Regions from separate parts of the Homo sapiens genome. Here region 2 is linked to region 1. Evidence: chromatin contacts called from ENCODE Hi-C or POLR2A ChIA-PET data. All regions are on one chromosome and are shown on one strand. The core of a region is the stretch at or near the end of the contact, and the rest is flanking DNA. Distances in the headings are between cores, read along the strand shown.

Evidence for each region. A loop is a pair of places that touch in the nucleus more often than their neighbours do. ChIA-PET counts read pairs that join two places held with the same protein, here RNA polymerase II (POLR2A). Pooled maps may share reads with other maps.
Region 2: a loop to region 1 is called in a pooled map, with 1.9 times the contacts of the local background. The contact joins two enhancer-like sites. A Hi-C loop is called at or near these places in 4 of 37 single-sample maps with no recorded cell type and 4 of 50 pooled maps. POLR2A ChIA-PET finds 5 or more read pairs at or near these places in 2 of 52 experiments (OCI-LY7 and activated B cell).

What each region holds. Positions count from the first base shown.
Region 1 is chr1:211,738,775-211,741,788 of GRCh38, reverse strand. No RefSeq gene overlaps it. Among named protein-coding and RNA genes, the nearest start is that of NEK2-DT, 65 kb to the right of the region's middle. Within about 2 kb of position 1,573, at least 3 of the 41 ENCODE cell types and tissues checked have a DNase peak (open chromatin) inside an H3K27ac peak, as active enhancers do.
Region 2 is chr1:211,950,759-211,953,977 of GRCh38, reverse strand. INTS7 (integrator complex subunit 7) reads left to right here. Exons shown (of 20, transcript NM_015434.4): 17 at 1,277-1,409. Among named protein-coding and RNA genes, the nearest start is that of INTS7, 83 kb to the left of the region's middle. Within about 2 kb of position 1,922, at least 5 of the 41 ENCODE cell types and tissues checked have a DNase peak (open chromatin) inside an H3K27ac peak, as active enhancers do.

The sequences.
Region 1 (3,014 bases), core at 324-2,823:
ATTTGCATTCATATATTTTCCCCAAAACAGCATATTGCTTTGGTTCAGATTTATGTATTTCGTAAATAAGAGTGAAATCTAAAGGAACAAGTATATTTGTTAAAAGGGCGATGGATCTAGAAGCTAAAGCTTCCATAACATCCTTATCCTCAATTTTAATAATCCCAAAACCCCAAAAGATAATTTTTATTAATGTTCCTCTCAGCTGCTGCAGAGATACAATTAACCATGAAAAAAGCCCTGAAATTAATTATTTTTTTTTTTTGGATGTGGAAGTGAAGTGCATTTTAAAAATTTTGCCCTATATAGTAGAAGATAAAAAGAACATTTTTATGTTAGACCAAAGGGGATACAGATTTCAATCTCATAATAGTTTCTTTCTTTTCTGAATTCTAGTGTGGAACTAGAGTAGGTAATAAATTCTAGGCCACGATGGCCACTAGTGCCCGAATATCCCTCTGTCATGGCGCCATCAAGTGTTAAGGGCTTGTCCAAGTAGGAGCCCAGGAGCAGCAGAACCGGGGACTTCAATTCGACCTTGGCCCTTTGGCAAGTTTCTTATCCTCTCAACCTCACTCTCCTTATGTGTTAAATGGGAAACGCTCAAAGACTTCTTTTTTTTTTTTTTTCTGAGACGGAGTCTCACTCTGCAGCCCAGAGTGCAGCCGCGTGATCTCGGCTCACTGCAACCTCTGCCTCCCGGGTCCCGGTTCAGTGATTCTCCTGCCTCAGCCTCCTGAGTAGCTGGGACTTCAGGTGTGCACCACCACACCTGGCTAATTTTTGTATTTTTATTAGAGACGGGGTTTCACCATGTTGGCCAGGCTGGTCTTGAACTCCTGACCTCATGATCCGCCCACCTTGGCCTCACAAAGTGCTAGGATTACAGGCGTGAGCCACCATGCCTGGCCAAGACTTCTTTTCAGTATTAAGTGAGATTATATACAGGAAGCACATAAGACACTGGCACATTGTACTGAATGTGCAGTAAGGAGGCTGTGTTTATCTCACCCCAACTGGGTTTAACAGAGGATGTAAGTTATTCTCATATTGAGATGTGCCTAAACTGCAAGTGATGTGTTCCATGCATACCCAATGCAGTGGCTCATGCCTATAACCCCAGCACTTTGGGAGGCCAAGGCAGGAGGATCACTTGAGCCCAGGAGTTTGACACCAGGCTGACAGGAGATCAGCCTGGCCAACATGGTGAAACCCCGTGTCTACTTAAAAAAAAAAAAAAATTAGCCAGGCATGGTGGTGTGTACCTGTGGTCCCAGCTACTCGAGAAGCTGAAGTAGGAGGATCACTGGAGCCTGAGAGAATTGAGGCTGCAATGAGCTGTTATCATGCCCTAGGTCTCTTGGTTTTTAAGTTAGACACATGCAATCAGCATAGCCAAGTCCCTAACCCCACACAGTCAGACTATATTTAATATATCTAAGGCTCCAGACAGCAGTGAGAAAAAGCTTTGAGGTTGGAGCGCCAATTAGGAAGGTGAGGAGACGGGGGCATAAAGAGGAAATCAGATCTACTAGACAAGACATTACATAGGCTTAATAGGGACCTATTTTTGCTTCTGAGACATGATGTCACTTGTGGTGAAGACCTTGAACTAATTATCAAAATGGAGGGAAATATAATTTCTAGTATTTGGAAGCTGTCCACCAGCCCACGGTTCTCTGTATAATTCATATGATTCTAAATATAAAACTACATTGAAAGTGTCCTAATGCTTCAGGAAATTGAAAGTAATTTTGAAAACCTTTCTCCTTTCTAGTTGCAGAAGTCTCAGAAGTTTATATCTTGAGAATTGACACTTTACCTTCCAGTGGTAAGTTCTGGGTGCTCAGTTCTTAGTGGGTATCAGAAGGAAGTGGGCAGATTAGAATAAGATATTGCTTATGGCTATTGAGGTTATCATGGTAGAGCACAAAGAAACGAGGCAAAGCTGGATTAGCAGGTGTGTATTCGAAACTCTGCCCTGCTGGGGGTGGGGGTGAGGAGATGAGAAGCAGGTGATGTTTCAAAGCCCCATCTGGCCCTAAGAGCCTTTGATTCCCCAGACAAATATCCAACAAGCTGTCCAGCCCACCATTCACGGAACTTCAGAGTAACACCAGAAATTGGGAATTCCAAGAGAGAGAGGCTTCAGGGCCATGATGAGGTTATGGAACAGTTCTCTTAGAGAAGATTTGGAAATACTTCAAACCATCATCTGGTGGGAAGCTTGGCATAAACAGCAACTCATGGATATGGAGATGGCTGCTCAGGCATTACGATATTCAGAGTGGTTCTGGGCTAGCTTATTATAAAGAAGACCCGTCCTTGTTTTCCCAAAGGATGGCTAGAAAAAGCAAGGGAATGAATGAGTTAATGAATGTGGAATTAATAAAGCATTTCTTCTTGGAGGCAGAGAAATGGAACAGCTGATTACTGAAAGCCAGCCTTCAGAATCTGTGCCATGTCCGATCAGGAATAATAATTGAAATTGTCATTGGAGCGATGTCTGAGGGATGCAGAAACCTGGTGTCACAGGAAGCATTGCCTCAGACTCTGTCTTCCTCTTTATTAGGCCTTGGAGAGGAAGGACAGCAGGGTTACCTCACCAGCCCAGCTCCAGCTCCCCTTCACCCCCCGCCCAGGTACCTGTCTGACTGCAGCAGGAGATTCTAGCACAGAGGGTGCCAGCAAGCAGGGGTGCTCAGAGGGTTTCTCATTTGAAAGGTATTTACTGTTAGGGGAGAGTGGGAGGAGAGGAGGGGCAGGCATGGGTGGGCAGAGCATAGGTACTAGGAATCTGCAAACCACAGACAAGAAGCAAGTGAAAGTAAAGATCTGAGGGTTTGCTGTAAGCTGCATTAGCAGGAGGAGCACTGGGCCTGTGGGAGTGGACACATGTGTCTCCTTCCAGGGGCTCCTGCCACAGCCTCAGCCTCAGACATCTCAAGGCTCAGTGTGTGTGTCTGTCTGCCAGTGTACCCCAGGGGGGCCTCATGGTGAGGCTTCCTCTGCCT
Region 2 (3,219 bases), core at 673-3,172, 210 kb before region 1:
AGTGTGGCAATTCCTCAGGGATCTAGAACTAGAAATATCATTTGACCCAGCCATCCCATTACTGGGTATATACCTAAGGATTATAAATCATGCTGCTATAAAGACACATGCACATGTATGTTTATTGCGGCACTATTCACAATAGCAAAGACTTGGAACCAACCCAAATGTCCAACAACGATAGACTGGATTAAGAAAATGTGGCACATATACACCATGGAATACTATGCAGCCATAAAAAATGATGAGTTCATGTCCTTTGTAGGGACATGGATGAAACTGGAAATCATCATTCTCAGCAAACTATCGCAAGGACAAAAAACCAAACACCGCATGTTCTCACTCATAGGTGGGAGTTGAACAATGAGAACACATGGACACAGGAAGGAGAACATCACACTCTAGGGACTGTTGTGGGGTGGGGGGAGGGGGGAGGGATAGCATTAGGAGATATACCTAATGCTAAATGACGAGTTAATGGGTGCAGCACACCAACATGGCACATGTATACATATGTAACAAACCTGCACATTGTGCACATGTACCCTAAAACTTAAAGTATAATGATAATAAAATTAAAAAATAATAAGTTAAAAAAATAAAATAGAAATGCCTTTTTTCACTTAGAAATGTTTTCAGAAATTTGCAGGGGTTCAAAGCAGTAGAGGAAAAAGAAAGAAATCTAGGTTAAACTTATCCCAGCACGCTGTGTATACAGACTGTCTTCTGAACGTGCCTATGCGTTTCATCTCCATGCTTTAGATTCATGCCATTTCTCTAGCTATGAATGTCCTGTACTTTCCATCTCTCCAAAGTTTACCCATCTTACTTACCTACTGATATGTTCAAGACTCTCTTCTTCTGTGACATTCCTCCATGTTCTGACCTGTTATTTATATATCTAACCTGTTATTACATATCTTTATGGATGGTTTGGAGCTTATCTGCTGGCTTTATTGATAGTCCCCTTTTCAGATGTGTTTATGTCTCTTTCACCTGTGGCAGTAACACTGTCATATTTCCTGGCAACCAAAGAGATTAAGAATTACATAACTTGAAGTCAGACCTGGGTTTGAATTCTGGCTTGCCATTTACTAGCTGTATGACTGTAGGCAAACTACTTACCCTCTCCTAGCCTCAATTTTCTCACCTGTAAATGGAAATAACTTCATTATTTTAAAAATTAAATGAAAATATGTTGAAAGTACCTGATACATGTAGGCATTAAATAGCCATGCTATTTTGATGGATTAATGAATATTGACCTTTACTTCAGTTTCCAGGAATATGGATCTACTGGAACAGCCCATGCTGATAGTGAATATGAAAGAAGAATGATGTCTGTATATAATCATGTCTTGGAGGAGGTAGAATCACTCAATCGGAAATATACCCCTGTTTCTTATATGGCAAGTGGCATTTGTTTTATTGAGCTTTTATTGTATGGATGTGGGTTTTTCATACATTTATGGCACTTACTGTGTGAGTTCAACAAATTAACCTTTCTGTGCCTGTTTCCTTATCCATAAAACAGGGTTAATACCTACCTCACAGCATTGTAGTGGGGAGTAAATGAGATAATCCATGAAAGTACTTAGCACATCTCTAGCTGCTACGTAGTTATATTAATATATAAAAATCTGCTCTACCAGAATGCAAATAAAATTTTTTCTTTTTTTAACAATTTAACTGAAGTTGCAATAATTCTCAACGCAGGCTACACATTAGAATCACTTTGAGGGCTTTTTAAAGAATACATTAATATACAGGCCTCACCCCTGACCAGCTAACTCTGAGTTTCTGGAATTGTGGCCCAGGCATTAGTAGTTTTACACACACTCAGGTGATTCTGTCATGCTGCCATGGTTGGGAGAACCACTGGACAATTGAAACAGAAAGAACAGGGCTTGTTGGCTGACTGGCAATGAGTCATTTCCTACCAGGTGATGACATTAATGCCTTTCAGTACACTCTTCAGCCTTTACCCTGCTGAATCTCTGCTGCCTTTGGCACTTCCTAAGAAGTTCTCAGAGCACTCACCCTTTTTTTTATCTTCTCCCCTGATTTCCCAGTCACAGGACAGGCTAACATACTCTCACCCAAATTTTCTCCTCCCTGTCTGACCATTCCCCAGTATCTCTGCTCAGGTTTTATAACAAAATGCCGTAGGCTTGGTACCTTAAACAACAGACATTTATTTCTCACAGTTTTGGAGGCAGGAAAGTCCAGTATCAAGCTGCCAGCAGATTCGGTTCCTGGTGAGGACTTTCTTCCTGGCCCTGGTGACAGCCACCTTCTTATTACATCTTCACATGGTAGGGAGAGATCGAGAGCTCTGGTCACTCTTCCTCTTCTTTAAGAACACTCATCCTGGCCGGGTGCGGTGGCTCACGCCTGTAATCTCAGCACTTTGGGAGGGTGAGGTGGGCAGATCACGAGGCCAGGAGTTTGAGACCAGCCTGACTAACATGGTGAAACCCTGTGTCTACTGAAAATGCAAAAATTAGCTGGGCATGGTGGCGCATGCCTGTAATCCCAGCTACTCAGGCGGCTGAGGCAGGAGAATCGCTTGAACCGGGTGGCGGAGGTTGCAGTGAGCTGAGATAGCGCCACTGCACTCCAGCCCGGGCAACAGAGCGAGGACTCTGTCTCAAAAAAAAACCAACCAAACAAACAAACAAAAAAAACACTCATCCCATCATGGGGGCCCACCTCCAAATGCCATTACCTTGGGGGTTGCAGCTTCCACATACGAATTTGGGGGAACACAAACATTCAGTTCCCAATTCCCAGCCTTTGAACTTTACCCCTTGGAGAGTTTCTCTTCTGCTTCTGCTCTTCTCATTCTGTACTTTCATGCTTTATCAAGTGTTTTAGAATAAATAGGATGTCATTAAAGAGTTAGGTTAGATCTAAAGATGGGCAATTCCTTTGACATATTGCTTTCCATGTAAAATTGTCAATAGTATTTACTGAATTGAATTGACAGCTGTTTGACAGTGACATTGTTTGCTAAGGGAGAGTGTAAAGACAGTCTTTGAAAGAAATACACACATCTGTGTGAGACAGTGGTTATTTTCATATTCTTCTAAGCTCCATCCTAAAAAATGAAATAGATGCTAAACAAACTTCATTTTGATGGAATTGAATATAACGGAATGGGAATTTTCTGCCCAGCAGAAGACACAGTACAGAGAAAAGGGCCCTAGGCTCATTCAG